Regions from separate parts of the Mus musculus genome. Here all the other regions are linked to region 1. A link is a loop called in an ENCODE intact Hi-C map of the cell type or tissue named here. Cell type or tissue: heart. All regions are shown on one strand. Region 1 holds the start of Hook3 (hook microtubule tethering protein 3). Region 2 holds the start of Ddhd2 (DDHD domain containing 2). Region 3 overlaps Hook3 (hook microtubule tethering protein 3). Region 4 holds the start of Bag4 (BCL2-associated athanogene 4). Region 5 holds the start of Fnta (farnesyltransferase, CAAX box, alpha). Region 6 holds the start of Tacc1 (transforming, acidic coiled-coil containing protein 1).

Evidence for each region. Hi-C counts contacts between places; a loop is a spot of excess contacts. Peaks named below come from ENCODE experiments on the same cell type or tissue, not always from the same donor. Only the 100,000 strongest peaks of a DNase experiment are listed, where the experiment ranks them.
Region 2: a loop joins it to region 1, with 2.7 times the contacts of the local background. A loop is called at or near these places in 2 of 42 quality-filtered maps.
Region 3: it touches region 1 in a loop (2.5-fold over the local background); 3 of 42 quality-filtered maps call a loop at or near these places.
Region 4: a loop joins it to region 1, with 2.4 times the contacts of the local background. A loop is called at or near these places in 2 of 42 quality-filtered maps.
Region 5: a loop joins it to region 1, with 5 times the contacts of the local background. A loop is called at or near these places in 8 of 42 quality-filtered maps.
Region 6: it touches region 1 in a loop (4-fold over the local background); 5 of 42 quality-filtered maps call a loop at or near these places.

The regions. Positions count from the first base shown.
Region 1 is chr8:26,116,024-26,121,023 of GRCm38, forward strand. Hook3 (hook microtubule tethering protein 3) reads right to left here and starts at 3,201. Exons shown (of 22, transcript NM_207659.3): 1 at 2,935-3,201. The coding sequence starts at 2,991. It overlaps Rnf170 (ring finger protein 170), which reads left to right and starts at 3,345. Exons shown (of 8, transcript NM_029965.4): 1 at 3,345-3,577; 2 at 4,417-4,540. In heart, a CTCF peak has its summit at 2,588; DNase peaks (open chromatin) are centred at 2,778 and 3,388; H3K4me3 peaks cover 2,935 bases; H3K27ac peaks cover 2,477 bases.
Region 2 is chr8:25,752,222-25,757,221 of GRCm38, forward strand. Ddhd2 (DDHD domain containing 2) reads right to left here and starts at 2,059. Exons shown (of 18, transcript NM_028102.1): 1 at 1,965-2,059; 2 at 727-952; 3 at 1-69. The coding sequence starts at 946. Gm17484 (predicted gene, 17484) reads left to right here and starts at 2,259. Exons shown (of 2, transcript NR_154462.1): 1 at 2,259-2,498. In heart, a CTCF peak has its summit at 2,153; a DNase peak (open chromatin) is centred at 2,200; H3K4me3 peaks cover 1,865 bases; H3K27ac peaks cover 1,527 bases.
Region 3 is chr8:26,057,361-26,062,360 of GRCm38, forward strand. It overlaps Hook3 (hook microtubule tethering protein 3), which reads right to left. Exons shown (of 22, transcript NM_207659.3): 14 at 4,017-4,086; 15 at 1,880-2,020. Among named protein-coding and RNA genes, the nearest start is that of 1700047A11Rik, 23 kb to the right of the region's middle. In heart, a CTCF peak has its summit at 2,608 (motif pointing right); no DNase peak of the experiment used is centred here.
Region 4 is chr8:25,783,241-25,788,240 of GRCm38, forward strand. It overlaps Bag4 (BCL2-associated athanogene 4), which reads right to left and starts at 1,969. Exons shown (of 5, transcript NM_026121.3): 1 at 1,659-1,969. The coding sequence starts at 1,931. Lsm1 (LSM1 homolog, mRNA degradation associated) reads left to right here and starts at 2,351. Exons shown (of 4, transcript NM_026032.1): 1 at 2,351-2,477. The coding sequence starts at 2,432. In heart, no CTCF peak of the experiment used is centred here; a DNase peak (open chromatin) is centred at 2,051; H3K4me3 peaks cover 2,553 bases; H3K27ac peaks cover 1,937 bases.
Region 5 is chr8:26,013,117-26,018,116 of GRCm38, forward strand. Fnta (farnesyltransferase, CAAX box, alpha) reads right to left here and starts at 2,494. Exons shown (of 9, transcript NM_008033.4): 1 at 2,265-2,494; 2 at 354-439. The coding sequence starts at 2,464. In heart, CTCF peaks have their summits at 2,178 and 2,378; a DNase peak (open chromatin) is centred at 2,525; H3K4me3 peaks cover 1,551 bases; H3K27ac peaks cover 1,253 bases.
Region 6 is chr8:25,199,699-25,204,698 of GRCm38, forward strand. Tacc1 (transforming, acidic coiled-coil containing protein 1) reads right to left here and starts at 1,844. Exons shown (of 13, transcript NM_177089.5): 1 at 1,424-1,844; 2 at 393-508. The coding sequence starts at 1,587. In heart, a CTCF peak has its summit at 2,130; DNase peaks (open chromatin) are centred at 1,163 and 1,983; H3K4me3 peaks cover 2,569 bases; H3K27ac peaks cover 1,960 bases.

The DNA.
Region 1 (5,000 bases):
TTTCTGATTGGATCTAAGGCCCACCCTACAAGACAGAACCATGCTTTGTGTTGTTAACTGGGCCAAGAAGACATGCTGGGTAGGTCATAGACCCTAGGAGAGAACCTACTAGTTCTTTGCTAGATGGACATAGTATCAAACTGCCTTCTAAATAGTCACTTTTATACCCACTGAATAGCTCAGCTCCCAATCCTCCCAATAACCAGAGAAGCTTATTTCTCTAGAGAAGGGCAATTAATATGAAGACTCACAACTGGTCAGTACAGAGAATAAGAAACTGTGGAGTGTGTTCAATGCTAACGGCACATCTATATCACAACCCTTTCTCTTAAGACTCCAGAGAGCACTGCAGAAGAGGGGGCAGAAAGACTCTAAGAACCAGAAGGTGTGGAGTGCTGCATATAAGTGTTTTCTGGATATGACAGGGATGGTATACGTAAGAATCCACAGTGGGCTATGCTGAGGCTGTATGCCCAGGATCTGCAGAAGAGCAAGTCAGCCAAAATTCTAGAATGAATGGAGAAGAGGTCATTTTGCTGAGAAGCTACCGGAGGCTGGAGGGGTCAGTCTGTTTTCTCCTGGGGGGCAGTCCCTAGTAGATTATCCCTGCTCCAGAAGACAGATCTACCCACATAAATACTGGCAACACTAAATGGATTCAATAGGTTAAAAAGAAAAAAGAAAGAGTGTGTATGAACTTGGGAGGGACAAGTGGTATTGAGAAGAGGCGGTAAACCTGCCCAAACCACACACCCACACACGAAAGAAATTCTCAAATTAAAAAATAGAGCCCAAATAGAGAGAACTGACTCCTCTAAGTTATTCAATGCCCTCCACAAAAGGGCTGTGTGTGCACATATCCATTTATGTGTGCATATATCCCCACACAAATAAATATAAAATGATCATTGTTAAAAAGCAAACAGGCTGTTGGAATGGCTGAGCAGGAGAGGGTGCTTACACACCGATCTGGTGACCTGTGACCTGAGTTCGTTGCTTGGAAAACATGGAGAGGGCATCAATTCCAAAAAGCTGACCACTGACCTTCATATGCATATGCTGCCAACTGTGCCCATGTGCACACATCAGTTACACAAGGGGGAATTTTTTTAAAAGGGGACTGACAGATGTAATGCCATAGGTTTTTGTGTTTTGTTTTGTTTACCCTATCAGGTAGGAATACATCTTGCTTCAGGGGGAAGGAAGAGGGGATAAGGTTTAATGTTTAAGCATATTCTGTTGGGCTAGCTTGTTATATACTGACAGGGCACGAAACATTTCCCATCCTTTCAAAAGTCTTCCTGGTTTAAAGAATAATTTGAAACTTGGCTGAGGTGTAGCTCTGTCGTGTCACCTATCGCCGTTCTCTATCTGAAGCATAGCAGTGAAGTCTAGCTTCAGGCTTGAAGTTGGAACTTACAGAGCATGTTAACTATGCACTATTTCCAGTGATCTGAAATTACAAGAATGATCTAACACAAAACCAAACCATAAAGGTCTCCATTGTATAAAGGCTGCTTCAAAGGGCACAATCAGATTAATGACATACCCAGTTTATAAAAAAACAAAAACAAAAACAAAACTTCAAGCTGGGTGTAGTGATGCAGGCAGACTGCTACAAATTCAAGATCATAGTTTGAGGTCAAAATGGGCCACATAGCAAGATCCTATCTCAAATGCACACACATCTGTAGATTCTACTTTTCTTACATTTATTACAACCGACCTAAGTTAACAGTTCTCAAACTTCTCGGCAGTGTTCCTGCACAAAACAGTGATGGTTACCTTCCAGAGATCTGAACCTCTAACCTAAGGCACTGTTCAGTAGAATTTTTTGCTATTTGCATTTTACCTTTAAAGTGACTAAGACCAGGAGATGAACAGCTTAGTGGTAGAGCCTTCCCTTAAAATGCAGGAGGCCCAAATACTACCATCTCCCCCAATAAGCAAACAAAATTAACATGTATCACAATAGCCACTGTAAATGTATCTGGGTTCTTCTAAAAAGGACAGCTAACATTTCTAGCAGTAAGTAAAATGAATGTTCCTGGTTTATCCCATGGCTCTGCATATATGCCTGGACCTACCTCCAACCAGCATATGAAAACCAGAAACAAACACGGTTAACTGTCCAGCTAATGAAAAGGGCCGTTTAAGCCATGACTATTGACAAAATCCTGCATGTTTACTTGAAAATTCGATAACCTTAACCCTCATCAATTCCAAATTAGAATCTCATGGTGCTTTAAAAATGTGTTTCAGTTCCATTACGAAATCCCTCAATTTTTCCAGTTCAACATTTTTATCGTTGGTTCCTTTTATAGGTACCATCACATCGTTTATAACAGTCAAAATGCATCTCGCGTTTTAAATGTTTTGCCTCTGAGTGATTCTTCATGTTTTGTCTATCCACCCTGCCAATGTACTATTTTCCAATGGGCAGGGCTTCATCCATCCCTCAAGGGGCTACACTCCATCCTGGCTGAACGCTACAACAAAGGCGAGCAGCATCGCTTAACTAGGGGGTCCCGACTGCCTCTACCGGGCGCCCAGGCAGAACCAACGCTTTGGATCACTGGGAGCTTGGGAGCGAAACGCCAGCGCCTCATCAAGGCAAACAGTCCTAATTACAGTGTCGCCTGCACCCCATCATTAGCCCCCACCGGGCAGGTTTCCTCTCGGACAGCAGCCAACATCTCAGGCCGGACAAGTTCCTCCTGGACCCTGGGCCCAGCCTGCCTGAGCCCGGCCTCTCCCTGCTGACCCTGACCCGGCCGCGGGTGTAGACGCGGCCGCACCGGCTACTCAGCTCCGCCCGTCCCAAGCCCCGGATGTGACGGCAGGTCGCCCCGGGGCGTTCGCCCCCCGGGACGAGCACCGGTGTCCGCGAAAAGGTGGCGGAGCTTTCCCACCGGCCCGCTGCCCACCACGTACCCAAGTGAGCAGGCTCTCGCACAGCTCCACCCGCTCCACAGACTCCACGTTAAACATCTTCCTGGGGTGGCCGCAGCGTCTCCCTTCAACCAACCAGAAGCCGCGGCCGCTCGGCTCGGGGTTTGAGTCCGAAGGGGTCAGGCAGCAGACCGGGCGTCTGGCGGACCTTCTCTTCCGTCCGTCCGCTCCCGGGGCGCGGACGCTGGCAATCGCTCCGCACTGTCACCAGCCCCTCCTTCCCTCGCTCGGGGCCGCGCACTCCCTTGCGCGCACCCGGCGCCGCCAGCCCACGCCCTCTTGCGCGAGCGCCGCGCCCCGCCGCGCCGCGTAGCGCGAGTCCCGAGGTCCGAGGGCCACTGCGCACGCTCGCGCTCGCTCAGCCCCGCCCCTAGAGGCGCGCTCCCAGAGCCAGTCCAAGGCCCGCGGGCGCGCGCCCCGGCCGGGCCCTGCGGTGGCGGCCGGTCTGTGTGTCTCTCCAGTCCGCTCACCCTCGCCGGGGCTCCGCACTGCGCGTGCGCTGACGCCGGCGCTCTGGCTTAAGAAGCCGCCTGTAGTTTGCACGGGAGGAGTAGCTAGGTAGTCCCCGGAAATGAGCTCTATGCCGACCCGCCGACTGGCCCGGTAGTTCCTCGGCCGCGACGAGGTACGCGCCCCCCTCTCCGGCCGCGGGCGTGTGCCAGGCCACGCCCCCGCACGGGCGGGCCGGGGACCCGCGGACTGCGGGACTCGGCGCGGTGGCGGTGGGGGGAGCTGCGGGACCGCGCGAGGGTAGGCTCCGCGCCCACCGCTTCCCTCCGGAAGCCGGAGCGCAGCCTTCCCTGAGTCGCCGGAGCCTGCCCAGAGTCTCCCTCCGGGCGAAGGTGGAACGGCTGACGTGGGCGCGTCTCGGAGGCTGGGGGCCGGTTTGGCCCGGCTGTGGGGAGCCCGGCGTTCCTCCTTGGAGCCCCCTTCTCCCACAAAAAACTTTACCCAAAGTGACAGAGGGTGGACGCCAGTTCCCCAGTGCGTAAGGACCCTTGCTGTTCCTAAGGCCTGCTTCTTGTGCTAGGAGTTGGCTTCATTGAGGTGCATCCTTGCCCGACTTTCGATTTTTTTTTTTTAATACAAGCCTTGTAGAAGGTTTCATATACGTTTTTAAGTCGCATGCAGAACAGTGCGTAGCAGTACATGTTTGAGGAATATTAATAAAATGAATTGCCACATTCCCAAGAGTTCTTCCATCCATACCATCTCTAATCTGATTTTTGTGATAGGCACTTACTTTATTTTAAAAGCTTTCCCTTTTAGCTTTTTAACCAGATGACTATGCATGTAGTATAATTTTCCTTTGTTTGATTTTGAACTTTTATGAATGGATATGTATTGTGGCTTTGGCTTTTAAATAATATTAAATTATCTGCAAAAATCCCATGATTGTCTAATATCCTATTGTGTGACTACAGCCTTGTACCCGTTCTACTATTGATGTGCACTTTGTTCCAGCTTAGGGCGTCTAAGAATAATGCTATAATAAACAGTCGACCTTAATGCAAAGATATTGGCGTTTCCAAGACAACAAGATACAAGATATATGCTTTGGAGTCCTAGGAGAATCTTGGATTCAAAGGTATGCATAACCACCAGATCATGCAGTCTTTGATTAGCAGTGCCTGGGAAGAAGTTATCTTCCCAGGGCACACCTTCACTTTTTTTTTTTTTTTCTTCAGTTCCTGGGGACTTCTTTCCCATTTGAAGTTGGTTTTCTCGCTGAGCTTTTAGGATTTCAAAAAAACATTGAGTTTTTGTTTTGTTTTGCTTGCGTGGTTGGCTGTGTGTGTGTGTGTGTGTGTGTGTGTGTGTGTGTGTGTAGCCCTGGCAATTCTGGAACCTGCTCTGCAGACCCGGCTGGCCTCAAACTCAGAGATCTGCCTGCCTCTGCCTCCTGATTGCTGGGATCAAAGGCTTACCACCGCTGGCAGCATTAAATTTTTTAAAATGATCCTTTTATCGACTACTGCTTGATGATCACATGTAATCGATCGTTTCATAGATTCGAAAAATCTTGGGCTGAGGAGGTAGTGCTAGAT
Region 2 (5,000 bases), 360 kb before region 1:
TCCGCTCCCCTAAATGAACATCATATCTGCCCCCATCGGTGGGAACAATCCTCTCATTACAATCTTTTCCTATCAAGAATTGCAAAAAAGAAAAGAAGTCCACTATGTCACAACAACTCTCCCAAATACACTTGTAAGTTACAGTCCAAAACAGCCACAGGAGCTGTACACAGGCTCCACTTGGCTACATCAGAAACAGAATTTGGTTCCTAGGTTTTTTTTTTTTTCACTCATCCTTTTTCTTTTTTTTTGCTCATATTTTTTTCATGAGTAATTTTTAGTATTTCAAACCAATTATATTTTAATGAAAAAAGCAAATACTAGCTGAACATTTTTCCTCTTCTAAGACAATAATGCCTCTTATACACACTTATACACACACACTCACAGTCTCATACAGATACATACATAGATTTTTTCTGAAGTTTTTACTTGGATTAAAGGCAAATTAATAGCAATTATGATATATCCTCACTAACACTTTGTTACATGAGAACAAAAGCGACATGTTAGCTCAGTCTGCAATGTGACGACTCTACACACAAACTTTCTGACTAAAAAGTCAAACACAAGCTAGAATAGAGAAAAATACTTGATAACTATGCAGAAATTTAATACAGTTTTAAAAGGATGAAAATGGTGTAATTCTGAAATTTCATGTTAGTGGCTATCACAGTAGAGGATATTACTTGTTAGTTTTTATTAGAGTCATCAGTTTCTTCCTACCAGAGCCATATGCGTCTTCCAGCTGCTGTGAATCCTCAGAGTTGAAAGGAATCCAGAGCTCCTTGGAATCTAGTACCTTACAATAAAACCAATGTGGAGAAACGGGTTCATAGGAACTACTGGCGTCCATGTCTATGAGTTCGAAGGAACTACAAGAGTTCGGGGATGGGGACGGATCTGACTGAGACAGCTGCTCCTGGTGTGATTCCCCCGATGACATTTCGCTCTAGAAGACAAAATAAAAAAAACTATCAGGAGAATTATTTTGCATCTATTAACACTGTAATGTTCATATGCTCAATAACCATTTTTGGAAGCTGTTCTTGAAAACAGCAATATTTAAAAGCTACATAATTTTTATACACACACAATTATTTGGGGAGAGAAACAAAATGTTCAGCTCCATCATTCTATACTGAGCTTCCAATTCTCCTTAGAAAACTAAAAAATGTCTAATCATACAACAAGCTCTTTAGAAAACCCAGAAATGTCAAGAAACACACGGTCAAAACTGATTGCAACAGGGTGTTTTACCACAATTTTCACAATAAAAGTAGCAGCACCAGCGAAGGCTGGAAATTTCCTACCTCCAGGTGTGCACACTACAAACCATTTAGTGTGTCAGACAGTAATAACAGGTAGGTTTAAGGCCCCAGGCTCTATTGTACATTTCTAATTACACACACATTTACATAACTATTGGAATCTTACTATACAGAAAACAGAACTAATCGCTTAAGAACCATTTTGGCTGATCCTCCCAGTGTGCTTCAATACGGGCTCTGGTACATTTAACGCCCAAACAGAAACTTTGCCTGCAGGCTATAGCTGCGCATCGACCCACCGAGACGCAGAGCCAGAGTTTCGGATGAAAAGTGACAAATGACCTCAACTGCCCCCGGGGCGATGGATGTCGGGCGAGTTCCCACCGACCCCAGCACTAAAGCACCCGGCGGACTAGCGCTGCAGACATAGAAGCAGAACCCAAAAGCCCAGGACGGGAGATGGACGAGCGGCATCGCTGCACCGGGCACGGTCGGACCGCACAGCTCAGGAACCAACACTCCCCGGGCCTCCCCGTTATCCTCCCGAGACCTCGGCCTGCTCCCGCCGCCAGCTCGGGGCTCCGAGTTCGGGATCTAGGAGAGCAGCCGAGCCGTCCACGGATGCCCCGGGATACCGTGCACACTGGAGCCTCTCCACCCCCGGCTCGCCCCGGCCCAGGCTCCCGCGCGGACCTGGACTCGCTCGTCCACACCGCCGCTCGCGCTCTCAGCCCTCGCGGAGGGAGCCCGGGCCACATCGCCGCTGCAGCCTACCTCCCAAGCCGGGCGGGGCGGACGGGCGGAGCCTGCGGCCGCGCCCCAATCCCCACACCGCGGGCTCCTCAGCGCTCCAGCGGAGGAGAGCAGTGCGCCCGCGGAGGCTGCGCTCCCGGTGAGAGCCGGAGGCGCAGAAAGATCCTCCGAAGTGTCGCGAGATGTGCGGTGAGGACTGGGGGACTCGCGCGAGACCTGGCTCCTCCTGCGGGCAGACGTCGGGCGCCGGGCACGCGCCGGGCACGCGCTAGGGGCGTGGGGGACACGCACGGGAGGCCTTGCCTGCGCTGAGGCTTTGAAGGAGGAAAATCGGACCTTCTGACCCCTCATGGGTCCCGGCAACCCCGGTGGGCAGGACTGGGGTGACTGAAGGCTCTGTCTGTCTGTCTGTCCTCCATTCCCTCCCTCTATTTGGATTGAGAGGCTGTCAAAGTTATCCCTAAAGCCTAAGAGGTGAGTCTGACAGAATACGGATGCTGTAAGAGGCAGCAAATGAGGTTTTTGTTTGTTGGCTTTTTTGTTTTTTGTTTTTGACCTAGTTGATGTAGGGTGATGGCGGTGGCTATTCACGTAAGCCCAGCGCTCTGGAGACTGGCAGGGCTAGAGATGCGGATTGTCGCTGGAGCGCCTGACTAGCAGGTGCCACGGGAAGGAAAGACAAGAGGCTTTGCTGGTTTCTAACTTGATTATAAGACAAGGCTTCGAGATTTTTTTTTTCCCCCAGAAACTGAGAAGGAACAAAACGTGGACTTTTTTTTTTTTTAAAAAAACCACATAGTCTCTGCAAGTCAACACCTACACACCAATATCTGCACGTTAATGTAACACCATTTTTTGTGTGATTTTTTTTGTTGTTGTTTTGTGATGGCCTTGCTATGAAGCCCCATATTGGTCTCCGACCTTTAAAAATTACTACATTTATATATTTGTCTGTGTGTGTGTGTTAGGGTTTCTGTTCCTGCACAAACATCATGACGAAAAAGCAAGTTGGGGAGGAAAGGGTTTATTCAGCTTACATTTCCACATTGCTGTTCATCACCAAAGGAAGTCAGGACTGGAACCCAAGCAGGTCAGGAAGCAGGAGCTGATGCAGAGGCCATGGTGGGATGTTCTTTACTGGCTTGCCTCACCTGGCTTGCTCAGCCTGCTCTCTTATAGAACCCAAGACTACCCGCCAGGGATGGTCCCACCCACAAGGGGCCTTTCCCCCTTGATCACTAATTGAGAAAATGCCTTACAGCTGGATCTCACTGAGGCATTTCCTCAAGGGAGGCTACTCTCTCTGTGACAACTCCAGCCTATGTCAAGTTGACACACAAAACCAGCCAATGCAGTGTGTGTGTGTGTGTCATGTATGTGCTGCTTCATGTGTAGAATTCAGAGAATAACTTTCAGGTATCAGCTCTCCTTTCACTGTAGGGGTCCTGGGAATCAAACTCATGCCTTGTCCCAAGGGATTGTGCGTGCAGTCACGCTAGGCCACACTGGAAACCCTCCCCCCATTTGGGGGGCAGGAGCAGGGTGTCCTTAACACTGATATTTTAAAACATTTTAGATTTATTTTACTATGTGTGTATATAATGTGTGTGTCTGGTGCCTGTGGAGGTCAGGAGGCAGCAGATCCCCTGGAACTGGAGTTTCAGGTGATGGTAACTCTGGTTCTGGGAGCCAAATCCTTCCCATGCAAGAGCAACAGATGCTCTGTCGGGTCAGCTCTTCAAGCCTTAGACCTTACTTTTTATTCTGCAGTGCCAGAGATCAACTTCAGAGCCTTGGGTGTGCTAGCCTCCTGCGCTACACACGGAGCCCCCAGAATGATGCGGCTTCTTAGGGTGCAGTTTGGAATCTGAAAACATAACGGTTTTTTTCATAACCCATCAAAATATATCATTAGGGGGCTGGTGAGATGGCTCAGTGGGTAAGAGCACCCGACTGCTCTTCTGAAGGTCCAGAGTTCAAATCCCAGCAACCACATGGTGGCTCACAACCATCCTTAACGAGATCTGACTCCCTCTTCTGGAGTGTCTGAAGACAGCTACAGTTTACTTACATATAATAAATAAATAAATCTTTAAAAAAAAAACAAAGTATATCATTAGAATATATCTACCTTGGACTTGTGAGTTTTGTTATTGCTTTAGTTGTAAAGCCGATTTTCATTGTCTTTTGAGCTAGTAGCTTAGGTATCCCAGGCAGGCCTCAGACTCATTATGTAGCTAAAGATGGCCGTGGCCCTTGAACTGTGATCCTCATGAAAGTGGTTTTGCTTTTGTTACTCTTGGAAGCAGCTCCAAAATCTCCATCATCCAGGGGCCCTCTTTATGAACTCTGGTCACTCCATGTGCCTGCTCTGAACTTCGAACACAAAAGTAGTTAGCACACTATCTACCATGAATAGTAGTAGTTCATAGTCCTACCAAGGGAGATAACAGAGAACTTTATCTTAGTGGATGCTATAAAAGAGTCAGACACTACATACATTGACAGTAATCAAATACGCAGGTGTGTATCCGAAATCCTCTTTTCAGGGGGTCTTTGGCAGGACGGAAGAATCTGCTGTGTATGTGTATTTAGCATCTGTATTTTAAATAAATGCTCCGTGAGATTTAGATGCAAGTAGTTTGGATCTGTACTTTGAGAAACACACTGCCTCAAACAGAATAAATTAGGTTCATCCAAAGGCCCAGGAAGTAGCTAGTTTTAGGCAAATATTTATAATAGCTCTCATTAATAAGAGTTCACTTAGGTTTTCTAGCTACTCTTTGCGTATAAATCTTTTTGTTAAATATTTATTTCGGGTTTTTTTCACTATTTCATTGTTTTTAGTTGTATGTCTCTGTGTATATCTGGGTGCCCACAAAGGCTAGAGAGTCACAGGTGGTTGTGAACTCCCTGGTGTGGGTTATGGGAATTAAACCCACACAGTCCTTTTCCTGAGCATGTGTTCCTAACCAC
Region 3 (5,000 bases), 59 kb before region 1:
CACATGCATAAAACAGAAATCAGTAAATCTTGAAAAATTTTGAAATTAAAATCTTGGGAGACAGACACATTGATGACACAGGCATGAAGAGCACAATTTAATAAAAACATGTCAGCTCAATAGGAGACTGATATAGCTGTCTCCTGAGAGGCTCTGCCAGTGCCTGACAAATACAGAAGTGGATGCTCACAGTCATCCATTAGACGGAGCACAGGGTCCCCAATGAAGGAGCTAGAGAAAGTACCCAAGGAGCTAAAGGGGTTTGCAGCCCCATAGGAGGAACAACAATATGAACTAACCAGCAACCCTAGAGCTCCCTGGGACTAAACCACCAATCAAAGAAAATACACGGAGAGACTCATGGCTCTAGCTGCATATGTAGCAGAGGATGGCCTAGTTGGCCATCAATGGGGGGAGAGGCCCTAGGTCTCTATGAAGGTTCTATGCCCCAGTATAGGGGAATGCCAGGGCCAGGAAGTGGGAGTGGGTGGGTTGGGGAGCAGGGGCAGGGGGGAGAGGATAGGGGATTTTCGGAGAGGAAACTAGGAAAGGGGATAATACTTGAAGTGTAAATAAAGAAAATATCTAATTAAAAAAACCAACAACATGTCAGCTCAAAAAGAAAAAAGAAAGAAAGAAAGAAAGAAAGAAAGAAAGAAAGAAAGAAAGAAAGAAAGAAAGAAAAGGGAAAGTCTGTCTGTTAAGAAAGCCAGATGTGGTGGTGCACCTTTAACCCCAGCACCCTAGAGGCAGAGGCAGAGGCAGGGGCAGAGGGGCAGAGGGGCAGAGGGGGAGGCGGGGGCAGAGGGCGAGGCGGGGGCAGAGAGGCGGAGGCAGAGAATCAGAGGCAGAGGCAGAGGCAGAGGCAGGCAGTCCGAGTTTGAGGCCAGCCTGCTCTATAGAGAGAGTTTTGGGACAACCAGGGCTATAAGAACAGGAGTGGGGAGGAGGAAAGGGGATGGGAGGGGATGGGAGGGGAGAGGAGGTTAAGTTTTCCAAAAGGAAAAGGAAGAAAAGTCATGATGAAGTATAAAGTAAACCATCAGAAGAAGCTAATTTTACAGTAACTGACTTTGAAAAACTGTGAAACACTAAGACAGAAAACTTACAAGCAGAAAAGCAATTTTCTTGTTAATCTGACATTTTCTATATTTTCAAAATAACTCCTTTTAAGGCCCTTTTACATTAGGGAAAAAGACTTTGTCAGTTCAACTCCACACCAGCTGACCCTTCCAAACGTTAGCCTGTGAACTGCAATTGATGTGAAAAAGTACAACTGTATCAGATATTTTTAATCCTCTCCATATTTTTTTTAAAGCCAGGGATGGTGGTACAGGCCTTTAATCCCAGCAGAGGCAGGCAGTTCTCTGGGTTCCCAACTAGCCAGGACTCTATACTAAAACCCCAGGTCAAACAAACAAATAATCTTAGAAAGAAATATAATAGCTGAACTAAGATGTCACCAATAGATATGTCAAAGTGGGCGGGGAAAAGCCCACACACAAGGCCTCAGCTTCCACAAAGAGCTACAGGCAACCAAGTAAGCTGGGCGGGAGAGGTGGCCCCTCAGGGAGGAGCCACCAATTGGCACAGTGACAAATGTTCAGCCCTGAAAAACATACATACAAGCAACCAGGTTATATTAAGGCCCATATATGTGTAATCATACACATGTATGCATATAATAACTATTAATGAAAGAGGAGGCCCTGAAGGTGAGGGGGAGCAGGAGGGAGGGGAAATCAGAACTGTTGTAATTATTCTCAACAAATGAATCCCAAGCCTTTCTTGAAAAATACCAAACCAAGGCACAGGAAGAAGCTGTGGCTGGCCACTCCCTGCACCTGCTCTCCACCTCTGCACTCCACCTGCACTCTACCTGTTCTCCGTCTCCAGCTCATTCTTGCGTAGATTTGCATCATCTAGAAGGCTCTGCAATAAGGCAATTTTCTCATTGTCTGAATCCTCTTGATTGAGTTTTAACATTTTATTCTCATGCTGAAGACGAATAAGTTTCTCCCTGAAAGAGAAAAATAAAAGCTGATTATCTGGTTCATTAAGATACTATATGAATCATGAGCCAATTATGATATAGAGTATAAAAACACAGGATACAAATGAAAAATTCAGTGCCTGTAAGAAATTCAGTGCCTTAATAAAAGCAAAAGGTATAGCCTTTAGGAACTAAACTCCTTCTAGAATGTATAATCTGAAGTAACAGTTTCTGTGTATGATGACAAATGATGAAAAAAATTCCAAACCCTATTTCCTTTCTTATTTATATACTTAAACTATGAACACATGACTGTAACTGTATAGTGTAAAATGACTGTTGCTGAAACTAAACCCTCTACTTCTATGTATTTATTCATACAAACAAATATTTGTTTTTCAAGAGAAACTGCTACTTGCTAGTTACACTTAAAACTCCACAATCTTTTAATACTGTATCTCAAAAATTTAAATGACAGAGCACTAAAATATATAAATTAATTATTATTTGTTTAGATAATCTGTTTCAAGATTTTTTAAAGGATTTATTTATTTATTTATTTATTTATTTATTTATTTATTTATTTAATGTAAGCACACTGTTGCTGTCTTCAGACACACCAGAAGAGGGCATCGGATCCCATTACAGATGGTTGTGAGCCACCATGTGGTTGCTGGGATTTGAACTCAGGACCTTTGGAAGAGCAGTCAGTGCTCTTAACCACTGAGCCATCTCTCAAGCCCTATTTCAAGATTTTAATAATTGTTTTTGTCAAGACAGGATTTCTTTGTGTAGCCCTGGGTGTCTTGGAACTATCTCTACAGACTAGGTTGGCCTTGAACTCACAAAGATTTGCTTGCCTCTGCTTCTCAAGTGCTAGGATTAATCATGTGTGCCACCATGGCCTGGCAAGCTTTTAATATGTTAATAGTTATCTGCTTTGTAAAAATACCTTTGTGTATATTGTTAGGTATTTCCTTAAGTTTTTTTTTTTTGCCAGAAAAACGAATTTTCAGTGAAAAGATGGGCACATTTCTACATATTCTGCTACTTTTTTTCAAAACATTTTTCTCCCTACTTTTTACATTGTTTGAGGATTTTAGTCCCTCCAAAACTCTAACATTGGTGAAAAATATCAACTGTTAACTCACTGTCCGCGACATATGCCATAAAGTTTTCATCACCTTACAGTTTCATTTTTCCTATTAGCTCTTCAGGATATTGAGACTACTTAAGTCATAGCTAATCACATGCAGAAAAAAATAACAGGTCTGAGTCAATGCTCCTTTCTAACTTAACAATCTCTCACCACCAGGCTTCCTCAGCTGCAGAGGGAAAGGATCATCCATTTACATATAAATAACTGCAAAGAATAAGGATGCATTCATTCAAATAATCCACTTGTTTTCAGAAACAAGTGAAAAGTAAAAGATCACAGGGCTGGGGAGGGGCTGATGGCCTCTGTCAGGATTCCAGGATGGAGAGAGGGAACAACCCCCAGCAATGGGCAGGATTCATCACCCCCTTCTGTACACTTGGTTCCCCTCCTCTCACTTTCCATTTGTACACACAATGCTAGGATGTACTGTAGGACGCGAAAGCCCTAAGATGCTAGGTCTAAATATACGGTGAGGAATACTGAGGGCAGAGTTGTTTGCAGCAGTACACCCTTATGAGACCAGTCCTAGTGGGTGATAGACAGATCTTAGTAACGGATTATGTATTTGGATGATGGCTAAGATAAGCCTTTGCCTTGGGTATTTTCATGCTGTCTTCAGAGGATCCAAGAGTGGGATATGTGATTTTTCTTTTGTAGTGTGCAAGACTGTCTTACCCAAGTGAAAATAATTAGTTCTCCAGTCAAGTTTAAAAAGCTTCTAACATACCTAAAACATGGAAATTTAATGCTGAGTGATTCAGGCTGAAATGTACGTCAATAAGAGGAGCTAGTTCTGTGTACACTGGAGAGTAAGGGCTCTGCAAGGGTATTGTGCTGAGTGACTGCCACTACCATTCTCCTTACCTGATTTCGGGTGTAACAATCTCTGCTGCAAGGCTGTCTGAAGATTCCTGGCTTCCCAGAGGCATTAACCCTACAAACACAAGGAGAGGCAAAGTCAAGGAAGCACAACTACCTCCTTTGCTTAAGATGCAGCGTCTGCAGGAAGCACTACCCTGAATTTTAACACTTAAAAAAACAAAAACAAACAAAAAAAACCCTCTGTTTTTTGGGGGGGGCGTTGGGAGTTGTTATTTGTTTTGTGGTTTTGGTATTTGAACCAGGCTCTGTGGATACTAGGCAAAAATCAACTAATTTTCTCAAGTAAAGACCAAGTTTTAGTAGCCTTACAAAATTAATTTATTGTTATAACAGTTTTAAGGGTATAATACATACCATTAAGTGCATTTCAATGTTATCCAACTACTACCATTATCTGTTTTCAACTATTTAAGAACTGAAACAGAAATTCTATAACCACTGGGCACGCGCTCTCCCTGCCTGTAGTTCCCGGGTAAACCCTCTTCTACTTTTCATCTGTCTGGGGCAATGGGTGGCCTGTGCAGACATGTACGCAGAACCGTGCATTGGTCGCTTTTTACTTAGTTAACACAGTTACGTTGATGATTTGCCCATATTACAGCACTTCTGCAGAACTTTCTTCTCTTTACTGATAATATTCCAATGTATGCATTTATTGTACTTAATCTGTTGGTGGATGCGCATTATTTCTACTTAGTAGTAATTGTGAATAATGCTATGTGCATATATATGTGCACAATTATCTGATTGTATCCACTTTCAGTCCTTTTATTAATGTACTTAGAAGAGGAACTAGTGAATCACATGTAAACTTTATGTTTAAAACATTTCAAACTTATTTCTATAACATTGCCCCATCCTGCCTGTAATGCATAATGGTTTCAACTTCTCCCAACCAATTCCAATCAACGTTTATTTTCCTTTGTTTGCAGTCATGGTGGTAGTGGGAGGAGCACTGGCCTCACA
Region 4 (5,000 bases), 330 kb before region 1:
TTCAGAACACTGTACCACCTCAAAGCCCAGTTTTGCAATTCTTCCTTCCAGTCCCCAACCTAGCAGCCCACCATGTTTCTGCCTGGAGGAATCGCTCCCTATGGGCACTACACATAAATGGAATCACACAATATGAAATGCAACCCTTTGACTAACTTCATCCAACAAGCATGATCTAGTTAAGGTTCATTCCATGTTGAAACAAGTATGTGAGTGGGGATGGAGGGGGGGGGTCAATTCATACCTTTCTAGATGTTATGTTCTAAAATGTTAGCCATGTTAGTTAATCCAGCAACCAGTTGATAACTGTACCAGTTATTTCTAATTTTTGGCCATTATCACTAATGATGTTAAAAAGATGTATTAAATAGTATATGGACATGTTTTCCTTTGTTGTGGTGGTGGTGGTTGTTGTTCATTTTTTGAGACAGGGTCTCACCACGTTGTCCAGGCTGTCCTGGAACTCATTATGTCCATGTGAACCAGGCTGGCTAGTCTGCCTCAGCCTCCTGGGTACTGAGATTAAACACACCAGCCCTTGTTTTTTGTTTGTTTTGTTTTGTTTTTTTGTTTTTTGTTTTTTTTTCAAGACAGGGTTTCTCTGTGTAGCCCTGGCTGTCCAGGAACTCACTTTGTAGACCAGGCTGGCCTCAAACTCAGAAATCCGGCTGCCTCCCAAGTGTTGGGATCAAAGGCATGCGCCGCCACCACCAGCAGACTTTTTTTTTGTCGTTTTTTGTTTTTTCAGCCCTTGTTTTCTATTTCTTGAGTATACTTACAAGTAGACCTGCTAGATCATAAATTAACTCTCTGTCAGAAGTTTTAGGAACGACCCAGCTATTTTCCAAAGCACTGTACTATTTTACAATCCCGTCGTGGATATGTGAGAATTTTATAATTAATTTTCTGCAAGTAAGAATGTTACAAAGGCCAAAAGATGTGTGCCACCATCCTAGAATGATAGCCCCATACGAAGATAAAATAGAAACACACTTTTGGCATGTATGCAAGCAACAAAATGTTACAGGTCCAAACATACTAAGCAAGTCGGTCTCTCAGAGCCTTCTCCATTCAAAAATTGGGAAGCATTAATAACATCTGTCTTGCAGTCTTGCGATGATTAAATAGAACATTAAGGTACTTTGCAACATTGATCCCTCCTGATTCAATTCCAGGCAAAGCTTTAGTGATAAGGAACTAAGTGATCAGCCCGCCCCGTTTCGATCCCTTCCCCGTGGGAGGGGCTGCTGAGTAAGGGCTGGGGCTGCAGCTCCCCGAGCCACGCAGGATAAATTGTTACAGCCCAATCACGCTAACCTACGCTCTCGGGAAAGAGATCCTGCAGCCTGCTACTAAGCTTAGGAAGTCAGCGCAGAATATTTTTTCGTTTTTTTTTTTCGTGGTTAACAAGAACACTTATGATGGCTGAAGTTAAAAAAAAAAGCAAAAACAAACAAACAAACAAACAAAACGAAGGGACAAATGGAACCCAAGCCTAGCTCCCCTCGCATCTCTGGTCCTCGTCTCTGCACCGTCCCCAAAAGAAGAACAAATCAGAGACCCGAGTCCTAACAGACCCTAAGTATAAAACCCCCAAATGTCCTCACCTCTGCCCAAGACTTCCCGACTGGAGCCCCGGAAAAGACTTCGAAGCTTACCTGGTGGCCTCCCCCGGCTCTGCTCGCTTCTGCCCAGGCGCCTCCCGAGGGGTAGTAGCCATCGCCACCTGCGCCTTCGCCCGGCCAGGTGGTCTCGGCCGGGGCGCCCCCGCGCCCTCGCCAGGAAACCGGAGGCTGGGGAGGCTCCGGACGAAGAGGGGGGTATAAGGGCGGAGGTACGTGCACCGGGACATCGCCTCCCCCGGGCCCGTAGTAGCGGCCGTAAGAAGGGCCGTCACTGGGGCCGTAGCCCGAGCGCCTCAGGGCCGACATGGGCTCCGCTGCCGCGAAGCGCTTCCCGCCCCCCACGACCGTCCCATTGCGCAGGCGCCTGCGGGAGGCCGCTATTGGCGAGCGGCGGAGGGGGATAGGACGGCTACAGCCAATCCCGAGCCGGTCCCGCCCCTTGCACGCCGAGCGCGGAACGGTCATGGACGGTACGGGTCAATCCGGGCCTCGGGTCGGGAAAGCGAGGCGAGGGGCAGCGCTCGTCACGCGTGAGGAAACGCCTATCCTCCGCCCTTCCGACCTGGACTTCACTGCACTGACTGGAGGGGAAGAGAACGTGGTCGGCCACCGACTGGCAACACGCCCGGCACGCCTCTTTCGGCGGACGGGCAGGCGATACCGGAAGTGGGTGGGGTCACCTGAAACGCTTCCGGCGACTAGCGGTGTCTGAGCTGCAGGTGAGCGGCCGGTTCCCGTCCGCGTCCCGCCGACGGGCGACTGGACGCCCTCGCGGCCGTCCGGTGCAGCCTTGCGAGAGCTCAAACATGAACTATATGCCCGGCACCGCCAGCCTCATCGAGGACATCGACAGTGAGTACCTAACCTCTCCCTCGGGGGAAGCCTGGTGTGGGACCCCTTTTCGAGTGGGCGTCCCTCGACAAGGGCCCAGAGAGTGATCTCTGGGCCCGGGCGGGGTGGTTCTGCCTTCACAGCCTCGGACGGAGCCTTTTCCCAAGCTGCCTTCTCTGTCCTTGAGCGGGTAACACCTCCCCGCCCCCCGCCCCCCAAGCTGTGAAACGCCTTCCGAGGGGCGCAGCATCCGACTTGGGAACGTGAAGGGCAGAGCACGCGAAGGAAGTCGCCTGAGCCACTTCGCGTTCCCAAGTCGGATGCTGCGCCCCTCGTAAGGCGTTTGACAGTGAATGGATGGAGATTGCTTCTAGAAAGGACTCACCAGACCCGACAACAGCAGTTGAATTTAATTAGCAGAGAACGTAGGCTTTCTGTTGTATAGCCACTAGCACTCTCCTTTTTCTGTAAGGGTCATTAGCACTTTCAGATTAAAGTTGTAGAGACAGGTGCCGGACGTAATAACGGGATTTTCTGCGAATGCTAAGTCACTTCAAACTTACTCTTTTCTGTTTGACAGTTTTGCTTTTACTAAAAGGAGGTTAGTCCTGTAAAAATAAAGAGGTTACAATTTCGGTTTTAAAAGGTTTAATTTATTGTGTATTTATGTCTCGTCTACATGTAATTAAACCACGGGCATATTGGTATCCACGAAGCCAGATGACTTTCTCTTCTTGGGATCCTCTGGAATTGGAGTTATGGACCGAGTTACAGAGTCACAGTGTGGGTGCTGAGAAAGGAACTCAGATCTTCTGCAAGAGCAACACGTGCTCTTCTGAACCATCTCTCCAGCCTCCACTTTCATTCCCCCGCCCCGAATTCTTACCTGTGTATGATTCCTTGAATATAACTTTTTTTTTTTTTTGGTTTTTCGAGACAGGGTTTCTCTGTATAGCCCTGGCTGATCTGGAACTCACCTTGTACACCAGGCTGGCCTGGAACTCAGAAATCTTCCTGCCTTTGCCTCCCAAGTGCTGGGATGAATATAACTTTTAAAGCAGCATTAAAAAAACAAACAAACAAACAAAAAAAAAAAACCGCTGTATATGAGCATGTATGTATGTGCATTGCGAGCTTGCCTGGTGCTGGAGAGAACAGAAGAGGGTACTGGGTCCTCTGGAAGACCAGACAATACTCTTTAGCACTGAGCCATCTCTCAGGTCTATAATCAGCATTTTAAAATCATTTTAATACTGTGACTTTTCAAAAGCAAAATGATTTACAACTTCAAACAAGTAAAAATGTTTTGTGTGAGTTTGCAAATTAGAGAGCAGCTGTGATTATATAGACTGGGATAAACATATTAAAGTTTGCTCATATATTACAGGTATAGATATTAATATATATTTATATGTGTATTATAGCTGCATACACATATACACTACTTTATAAGCCTATCTATGAAGTGTGATGAAATACTCTTAGTGGAACTTTTTGCCTTCACCTTTCCTTAGATACGTGAATTACCGAAGCTTCTAACAACAAGTCTGCTATCTTACTAAACGCGCTTGTGTTCTCAAGCCTTCTTGGACTTTGTGGATCTCAGACCCTTTCATTTGATATACAACCTTTAGAACGTGTCTGTCCCAGTCTTTATGGGGCCTTTTGGTTTTTTCGAGTTGTTTTTGTTGTTATTGCTTGTTTTTGTTTTGTTTGTTCTTGGGTTGAGACAGGATCTCTCCATGATCCTGGCTATCCTAGAATGCCCCTGCCTCTGCTCTCCCTTGCTCTGATTTAAGATAGGTGCCATCATGCCTGGTTCAGCTATGCTTGAGTCTTCTAGCTCAGATATAGCTCAGTGGTGTGTCTCCATCAGACTCGCATCCCTTCCTGAGTACCCCAGTGCACTGCAGCTTTGACTCTGCTGACCATCTTTGTCTAGATTTTGCTGTCAGAAGCTTTGGGGTTTTGTTCTTTTTTTTTTTATTGGTTTGGTTCATTTTTGAAAGGGCAGCCACCAGGCTGGCCCCTTTAAATCATAGCATTCCTTCTGTCTCTGTTTGTAAAATTCTGGGGTTACTGTGTATTGGTGGCTCAAATCCCAGTACTCAGGAGGCAAAGGCAGGCAGATCACTGTGAGTTCCAGGCCAGCCTGGTCTACGAAGTGAGTTCCAGGACAACCAGAGCTGTTACACAGATAAGCCTTGTCTCCAAAAACAAACAAACAAAAATTCTGGGGTTAAAGACATGGGCCACCTTGCCTAGCTTTGGCTTGAAGATATGTATATATATATAAATTTTTTTAAAGATGTATTTAGTATCTATAAGTATCTTGTAGCTGTCTTCAGACACATCAAAAGAGGGCACCAGATCTCATTACAGATGGTTGTGAGCCACCATGTGGTTGCTGAGAATTGAACTCAGGACCTCTGGAAAAGCAGACAGTGCTCTTAACCGCTGAGCCATCTCCAGCCCAAAGGTGTAATATTTTTAAAGATTTATTTATATTCATGTGTATCTTTTTTCCTATGAATTTTTAGAGAT
Region 5 (5,000 bases), 100 kb before region 1:
ATCACTGCATACATTTTAACCGAGGCGTGCACTACACAGCTAAAATACATTTTAAAATGATGGTACTTGAACAACTAAAGCTTATTTTAGACAAAACAGTAATCCATCTGTTATACTTTAAATGCAAATTAAAAGCACAATGATACAATAGCTAGTATGTATTATAATGTAACATTCATTGCTTTGACTATCTCCATCTCCTAAATAAAATACAAAGACAAATAAATGACAAAGAAGATATTAACTCAGCAAAGTAATTCAGGTTCTTAGTAAACAAAAATCTCTCACTTTTCTTATTATATGGTTGTAAATTTCAACTTTGTTAGCTATTTTCCTAATAAATGTAAACTTACACTTTTCACTGTAGATGATCTGGACCACTGGGTTAGGGCCGTCATTCTGGGGCACTGGGTCTATATCAGCCCATTCTGCTCTGTCCCTGAAAACAGACATGTTCCCCATGATTATATGCAAACATGTTAGACGAAAAACAATTCTGGTGCTTTTTTGTTTTTTGTTTCTGTTTGTTTTTAATTGGTAATAATCATTCAATCAAATGGAGATCTTAATGGTTGGACATACACAAGGCACACACACACATACAGTAAAATACTTTTCTTTCTTTCTTTTTTTTTTTTTTTTTTTTTTTTTTTTTGGTTTTTCGAAAACAAGGTTTTCTCTGTGTAGCCTTGGAACTTGCTCTGTGGACCAGGCTGGTTTTGAACTCACAAAAGATCCACCTGCCCCTGCCTCCCGAGTGCTGGGACTAAAGGTATGCACCACCACCAACTGGCTGAAAACGCCTATTTTTAAAAAATAAAAGTTAATAAATCAACAATTTCAAATTTATGGTGTGGCAAAATGTGGTCTTCTAGAAAGTATCCAAGGTTTAACTTAAAAATTAGCCTCCCCCATTTACTTAGTAAGATTCTGGAGTTAGTATTTTTTTTTTAAACATGCATTTTAGTAGGAACTAACCTTTTAAACTCAAATTAGGACTGGGGATGTATCTCAGGAGGTAGAACACAGGCGCAAAGTCCTACATGTGATACTTCAACACTCCCCCCAAAGTCCAAGGAAGCATTATGAGTTATTGTCACTACAGAGGGACTTGTTAGGCAGAGGGAGGGCCTGGCATGTGGAGATGCCTGCCTAGCATGAGGGAGAGAAGGCTCTGGAATCTGACAGTTGCCTAAGCCAGAATATTAGCTTTACAACTTCCTGTGTGAAGTCATTAATCTGCCTGGATGTTGGTTTCTTCATTTATAAGATGAAGATAATGTTACCAGTCAACTTTGGAAGGCAACTTTGAGAAGGAATAATTTTGAGTACTTAAAACCTGCATAGCATACTGTATGCATGCTAACAATCCAGGGAACAGTCTCAAAACAACAGTATGACTGCAACAACTGGCACTTCTGGAGACTTCCATGAACTGCTCAGTGTGGCCAGCCTTGACTTACATTCTTTTCTTCTTCTCTATACTAATCAGTTACTGACAGCAGACATTTGTGGTACGCAGTTAACCTTGAAATTGCATCCCTTATGTAAGAATATGGGGAAAAGAATGACCTGCTAATTTTATATATATATATATATATACATATGTATGTATATATGTATATATATATATCCTATAGTTTGGAGAGAGGCACGGCAAACACGGTCATTTAGTTCTTCGGAAATCAGCCATCCGAAGAACATAATTCATAAATCAGAGGAAAGTTCTGAAGCTATGGGACCCCACAACCAATCTCAAGTCATCCAACTGCAGAAACCTCTATAATGCCTTTCACTCATTCCTGAAAGCCTGGCAAATGAGTCACCTAAAGGGTTTAGGTAGAACTACAAAAAACAGTAAGTACTTTTTGACAAGGAACTAGGGGACATGGAAAGGAAGACAGAAGGGATGTGCACAGTGGCCAAGATGAAGGAAAGGCAGGAAAGTTCTCTCCAGGCAGCAGAAGGCACGCAAAGGCCCGACAGTGTTTGTAAAGAGCAGATCTGGCCGCTTAAGTGACATTATCCCATAGCGAGCTGTCAAAAGGGCGCCTTTCGGATGATGCACGGCTCTCAGCAGGGCAGCACTGCGGGACCACGGAAGTGTCACCGCACCCTAGCTTCAGAAGAGCGCCGCCGCAGCCTGCGGCCACCCGGGGCTGCGCGGCGCGGACTCGGAGGGCGCCCCCGTCCGCCGAGCTGCGTCGTCGTCGCTCGCACTCAGCCCCGGGCCTCTGGCGCCGCGGCCCGCAGGAGGGCGTTACCTGTACAAGACATAGGTGGGCGAGTCCAGGCTCAGAAACCCGTCGTCCATAGGGGACGCCGCCGCTTCCCCGGCCTCAGCCGCCATCTCTTCTTCCTGCGGCTGCTGTGCTGGCGGCGGCGGAGGCGGGGGCGGCGGCTGCTCCGGCTGTCCCGGCTCGCCGCCTGCCGCAGATTCCCCGACCCCCTCGGTGGCCGCCATCTCGCCTCCGTCCGCAGCAGAGGTGGTGGTGGAGGCCCCGCCCCCTCCGCGGCCCGCCCCGCCCCCGGCGAGGCCCACTTCCGGTTCCTCGGGTCCTACCATAGAGGCGTGGGGTAGAGGGCCCGGCCCGGAGGCCTGGCCTGAATACCTACTGTCCTCGCTGCTGTGTTTCCAGGGCCCCCTTCCCGAATGCAGGTTTTCAGAGGCCTTTAGGTGCTAATTGGCAAGCAGTGTTATTAGTTGTTGTTTCCTTTGTTGGGTAACTTTTCTGTTTCCTTGCTTTTGTTTCTTTTTCAACGCTTAGGATGGAACCGGAAGACTTGCACATGCTAGGCATGTGCTCTACCACTGAGTTACATCTCCAGTCCCCAGCGGCCCCCTTCTTTTGGACCATCTTAGGAGTGTGAAGAATTGCAAACGGTGCACAGCCAGCCACCTCTTTCCCCCCTCAGGCTTCCACTTTAACCTTAAAAGGGTCTTTACATTCTTTCACACTTTACATGTTTTTCAGTGCTAGGCGTTTATATAATCCTATAATAAAATAGCAGCATTTTATTAATCCGGGGGGTGTCTTTGGAATTAAATTTGGATCTGTGCAGAACTCCTTTCTAAATATAGAGAATAGATATATTCAATTAACAAATATTTACTATACAATAGGCACCAGGTTCATTCGCAGCAGCGCAAAGACCATAGTGTCTGGTCACCATATATTCTAGGGAAGGTTCTTAAATCAGAACCGATTGAGGCAAAGTGGGAATAAAAGAGACAAATGTCTTTATAAGCATACTGTCCTTTAATTAGAAAAAAATCCAAGGATGGTCATGGGCCTTGGAGGTTTTATAGGGTAGAAAAGGGACTTTTGGGATTCCAACAGAGGTCGGTATGTGATCTTAGCTGAAGTTTCCCCACATCCTAATAGCCCACAGGTGTTATCAGTCAAACCAACTTTTCTGTGCTGAGTTTCTCAGTGCAGCTGTGCTAGTGATCAAACCCAGGATTTAGAAATGCTAGTATTGGCTGGGCAGTGGTGGCACATGCCTGTAATCCCAGCACTTAGGCAGAGGGGCAGAGGCAGAGGCGCAGAGGCAGAGGCAGAGGGGCAGAGGCAGAGGGGCAGAGGCAGAGGGGCAGAGGCAGAGGCAGAGGCAGAGGGGCAGAGGCAGAGGCAGAGGGGCAGAGGCAGAGGCAGGTGGATATATTATTTACTCATTACCTTGTGGTTTGTGTGTGTGTGTGTGTGTGAGAGAGAGAGAGAGAGAGAGAGAGAGAGAGAGAGAGAGAGAGAGAGAGAGAGAGAGAGAGAGAGAGAGAGAGAGAGAGAGAGAGAGAGAGAGAGAGACTGAGACTTACCTGCCAGAAGGGAGCCCACCTTTGGGGGAACTTAAAAGAAATTCCCTTTGTTCTCTGGATTCTCCCTTAAGACCTTCCATAGGTTGGGAACTAGGGTGGAATGGATTTGTATTTTCCAGTGCAGATGAAAGTTCTGTTTATTCGAAATGTATTCGGTAAGTGTCCACAACAAAGGAGCTCTTCCCCTCACTCAGTCCGTATCTAACAGGATCCAGCAGGCACACAGGAGTCCGAGGGAGAGGGGTCTCAGCAGCCGGGACTCTGAGATGACTAGGGGGAGGCTATCCTGTCCTGACTGCATTTTACTTTGCTTAGACAGTTCTCAGCCCCCTACCCTCCTCCCTCTAATGGTCACATCTGCCTTGACAATATGTTTGGGATTTCTATGGCCTAGATGTATCAGTCAAAGTAATTAGTAAACTGAAATAACTAGAAATGTCAAAAATAATTGACATGTTATATCTAAAATAATTACTATGCTCTGCCAGGAATAAATGTTTTAAGATCACACTGACTCCCATCTAACGTTGATGTAAACTAGTCTTTGCGGTTTCTGTCTTTAAGAGCCCTCTAACCCTAGCATGAGCACCAAGAGATTTCAGAGGCATAAGCCTGCTCTTGGTCTGACATCAATAAAAAGGACTTAAAACTTGTAAGTGGCTTACTCGGCATGATTGTTAAGAAGTATCTTTCATAGATCACTGCAGTTTGGATGAGAATGGCCTCCAGAGGCTCATGTTTGAATGCTTCCTCCCCAGTTGGTGGAGCTGTTTGGGAAGGATTAGGAGGTCTGGCCTTGTTGGAGTAGGTGCGGCTTTGTTGGAGGTATGTCACTGGTGATGGGCACTGAAATTTCAAAAATCTCACACCAGGCCCAATGAGATGGTTTGAATGAAAATGTACCCCCATAGTCTCATTAGGAAGTGTGACCTTGTTGGAAGTATGCCACTTGGGGGTGGGCTTTGAGATTTCAAAGTGTCTCTCTCTTCCTGCTGCCTTCCTGCACTCTCAGCTACTCTCCAGGACCATGTTTGCCTGCACACGCTGTGGCGATAATGGACTAAATCTCTGAACTGTAAGCCAGCCCCAAATAAATGTATTACTTTTAAAGAGTTGTCTTGGTCATGGTGTTTCTTCACAGCAGTGACGTTGACGAAGACACCCAGTCTTGAGTGTTCTCTCT
Region 6 (5,000 bases), 920 kb before region 1:
TCAAAAATCAACTCTTACCTATAATTTGGTGTCTAGCCACACCCTTGTAGAAAACAACTAGTCTCTGAAATCTTTGAGGCCAAATCTAAAACATAACCAGACCAGCCATTGCTACGTTTTTTTACTTATTCGGGGTTTAGAAGGAAGTCTAACAGGAGTGGCTGGGGGAAAAAAAATGACCTCATACAGTCTCTAGTCAGAGAATAAAGCAAGCTTTGGATCATCAGATGATCAAAACGTTTATGTTACAAAAACAAATCCAAATCAGCAAGGAGCCAGTTCATCCTGTCTGAAGTGGTCCTCAGGGCACGCACACATCCTTTTTAAATTTTTCTTTTTCTTTTTCTTTTTTAAGTTAAAACCAAAAAGGTAGAAAACTCAAGTTTTGTTACCTTGGGGTTTGGCCTCGGGTTCTGCCAATCCCGGTGATGAATCACAAGACTCCTTGAGAGGCGATCTGATTGGAGTTTCAGCTTCAGGAGTCTCAAAATTACCTTCAGAATCCGAGCTGCCGAGGGGGAAAAACGAGGCATTACCACAGTCAACGGTATTTCCAACTGCCTTTAAAACGTACTCAGCCACCAAAGTGCAAGTACAGCGCCTCTAACTTTACAACCAACCAATCCTCAACCCAGCCTGAGAACGGCTGCAGCATTTTCAGCGATGCCCAGCATCCTAGCTCCCCGAAATCTCTTTCGTCCTCTGAAGCTTCTCACCAGGACCTTTTTTTTTTTTTTTTTTTTTTTTTTTTTTTTTTTTTTGTCATCGCTGCCTTTCACACGCACAGACACACACACAAAAAGACTTCCCAATCAACCCTTTCCAGGGGCGTAAAAATTAATATCGCCCCACCCCCCAAACTAAGCCAATTCTAGCTATACTGTTCTTCTCCGTAGGCCTCTACCTGTCTGGAAGTCACTGGAAGCTGAAAATGCCGTCACCTGCCTTCCACAATCACACGTGTGACAGCTCAGCAGAGACCACCATTTCTCACCAGCTGCCAGGGACCTGTCATCACGCGATCCTCTTTTACCAAGGCTGCATTTTAGGACACTGCGGGGCCAAGAAGGGCGGTGGAGCGACTTCTTGCCCACAAGGGGAAAACGCTACAAATCGCACCTGGCCTTATCAACTGCCACTACCCGGTGCCGCTGCGTCGGAGCCGGGGTGTCGACGCTTCGAGAAAGCGACCCAGGCAAACCGGGATGCGCAGACTGCGGATTCGGGGCTGGGTTCAGAAAGCTTACAGCGAAGACAGAGGACGAAAAGCACACGGGCAGACAGAACATCCCGAACTTTCGGGTACACAGCGGGGACCCGGCTGCGGGCAGCAGAGCCGGGAACACGGTTGCGCGCACACAGCATTGACCGCGGTGGGAGGATGGCGCCCGCCTGCATCTCGGCTGGGATGCGGTGTACTTGCCTGAAACTCAGGGATTTGGTCTCGGCTTGCGAGTCCTCTTCCTCCTCGGGGTCGCCCTCGGGACCTCCGGCTTCGTCCTCTCCGGCGCCCGAACCGCGCACCGCGGACCACGTCCACTTGGCCCACTGCACGGGCGACAGGATCTGCCAGGGACTGAACGCCATGAGCGCGGCTGCCGCCCCTGCGGTGGGGGAACGGCGGCCTCTTCCTTCAAAATGGAGGGGCCTTGACAGGCGCCGGCAACGTCGCCGGCGACCCGCGGATGTGGCTCAACGAGCGCCGTCGGGCCGGGCGCAGCGCTTCCTCCCACGGCCCCGCAGCGCCGCTCGCCCCCGCTCCTCCGGGCCGCCGCGCCGAAGCTCGCCCCCGCGCGTGCCCGCTCGCCCGCCCGCTTCTTCCCCCGCCAGCCCTGCTCCGCGTCGCTGGGCTCTGGGGTCCGCTCCCGCCTGGAGCAGCCTCGGCCGCCGCGGAGCCGCGCCCCTGGAGCCGCCCCCTCGGACCGAACTACTGGCGCGGCGCGCGGGGGCGGCCGCTTGGAAGCGCGCTCCCCCCGCCGCGCTGGTCGCGCCCGGCCTTGGGCAGGGGCTGCTCGACCGCGCTCGCCCTCCCCGCGGGATCCGCGCCTGCCGCGCGCCGCGCGCCGCCGCCGTCCATTTCCGAGCGTGTGCGCGCCGCGGCGCTGTTCCTCTTCCCCTTTTATCTGTGTTTCCTGCCGCTAGGACTTAATGGCGTGGCTGAAGCTGCGCTGTACAGAAGTTAAGCCCCTTATTTAAAAACAAAACAACTCAGAACCTCTGTAGAGTGTTGTACCCGATCCTTGACACTGGTCAGCGCCATCCTTGTTACGCCCAGGATTTGGAAGGCTCCCAGGTTACAGAAGAATTGAAGTTGTCTTGCCCTCACCAAGCCACACTCATGAGGGCTCCGGAGTGCCCTGACCTGGGATAGATGCAAAATTGCCCCCTGATAAGACGGCCTGAGCCGTTTCCTGTTGTTCTTTCTTTTCATAACTTTAGGCTTTTTTCAGATAATTCCTGGGTCCTTGGTTTCTGATGTCCTTTGCTTCTTCAGTACAGAGCCATCAAGATCTGGTGACAGTCTTCAGAATAAGGCTTTTACCTCTGAAGGTGAAGAGAAGAATTTTCCCCCCTTTATCTTTGAAGGATTCCACTAAGAGACTGCCCCAGGTCCTCTCTCCCAGTGAATTCATTTCCTCCAAAGCCAAGTTTGAGACCATTAGCTCATCAGTGTGTTTTCCATAATACTGACATTTCTCAGTCTCAGAGAATCTGTGAGGTGGCTACAATTCCCACAGAGAGTGTGCCTCCAAAATTCAGAACAAAGTCAGGCGAAGATTTTCAGGATGCTCATGAGCTTACCCTGAAAGAAGCTGGCACCACGTCGTGTACTGCAGATGAATCACAAATGTCTTATACACTTCATAACAAAGACAAGCAAACATGTAAGATAAGGCTTGGCAGGTATCCTACCATAATAAAAAAAAAAAAAAGGCAGGAGTATACTTTAGAGCCCATTACTGCTTCTTGCCTGAGATAAACACGACTGTCAAAAGTGTTGAAAGACTTTTTTTTTAAAAATGTGAGCGGAAGTCATTTTGTTTTAGGTCTACAAGAACTATGCCAAGACTATCCAACTGTCGTTGTCTTGGGTTTATGATCAAGCAAATCTTCAGATTAGAAACCCCTGTAGCTTGAAAATAGTACCCATGTAAGTCCTTACCTGGGCTTGATCATTCCTCCTCCTCGAGACTGCTACCCTCTTTTTCCCTCCTCCCGATCCTCGTGTGCCTTGCATAGCTCCTGCACTCCAGAACTTCTCGGAATTACAGTTTGTCCCTCAGGGCTTTCTCTGCCTGGTTAATCCTGCTTCCCAAACCATCAGCAGCAGAGACCCAGATATAACCTTGATATGCCCAAGAACACCTAAGAGATGGTACAAACACAAGTCCACACTGGGGATGTACCCCAGAAGGGGCAGCATCTCCAGCAGGGCTCCCGGCCCTGAACTCCATTCCTAGCCCCGAAGCAAGAGGAAGAGGAGAAAAGGGACAGGGGTGTCTAGACAGTCTAATGACAGCCTCGGGGCATTGTCAAAGGGCAGACTTGGCAAACAATACTTAACGTAAGTCGACCATGGCTCTTAATTCCAGAACTCACTCTCTCTTTGCCTGCAGGGTTTTCTGCGTTCCTGAAATACACCTCTTCTCCCATCTGAACTCCAAGTTTCCCCGAAAGACCTCTGGCCTTGGCTGGTCAAACTTCTCTCGTCACTCAACTCAGTGACTACTGCGGGGAAACCAACTGGTCTATCTACACTTTCTACCCCCTTTATACATGAATATTCATACAGACCATTCTGTCTCACTTAGTTCTAAAACTAAGTGAAAAGGTGCATTGTTAGTAATGACACCAGAACAACAGACATAAGCCAAGACTGTCTCCTGATACAAGGTCACCCTACACTTAGCAGAACATGGGCAACATGTCTACTTTTGGACCATAAAATTCCAAAGGCCAGAGACCATGTCACGTTTATATATATATATATATATTTGCTTCTGCAGAGACCTGGGACAAGAGAACACACTCAATAGACATTCAGTAAATTATAAAAATGAACATACCAGTCTCCATTTGTCTTTCCAAGTTTGGCTAAGCTTCTGAGGCAGCCCTGTCTTGAAGGAGCAAAAGGCAGAACCAGCTCCAGGGATGGCCTGAGTGATAAAGCCTGACTCCCGGCAGCAACAGCTTGAGACAAGAGAAACAGATGCCCAAGTGTCTAAACCACCTATCTTGTACAAGTCTGGGCTTAGAGTAAACAGCAACAAAGTATCTCATTCCAAGGCCTTCTGTGTGTGTTACAGGAGTCCAGTAAGTCTCATGAGTCCATTTCCCTTTGATTCTAGAGACGGCAGACCATGACATTGCTGCTATCCTTGGCTTCCCTGAACAGAATGCATATACCTAGCTAAGTAGTCAACCGAATCCTAGTTGTTTTGGAAATGATCTTAAGCTGAGAAACCAGCCTTTTTTTCTTTTCCACTGCTTGTTGCCCTTCCCAGAGGTTACAGATTAATATAACATGAAAATCTAAAATATAACTCCCTGTAGATGTAGCCCTGTGTGTATAACAGGTACTCAAACATGAGTGGGGCTCTTCGTTCAATTCCCACTAACATAACTAAAAATCTCTTACTGAAGCATTTCCACAAATGGTGGCCAGGTCAGATGTGTATTTTGCAGTGAATCAAAGCTACAGAAGTGTCTGTAAAATGGGTCTCTTTGATAAAGGTTAAATAAAATCGAGTAAGGGTTGGAGAGAGATGGCTCAGCAGTTGAAAGCACTAACTGATGTTGCATGGGACCCAGTTTGAGTTCCGGCCACCTATAAGGCGACTTACAACCCTTCTCAACTCTAGCTTTGAGCTTCTACTGGCCTACAAGGGCACCAAGCATCTGCTCTCGGGTATACATACATACATATGGGCAGGCAAAGCAGACATACACTGAAATAAATAAATAAGAATAAACTGAGCAAATAAATGCTGACTGCCTGA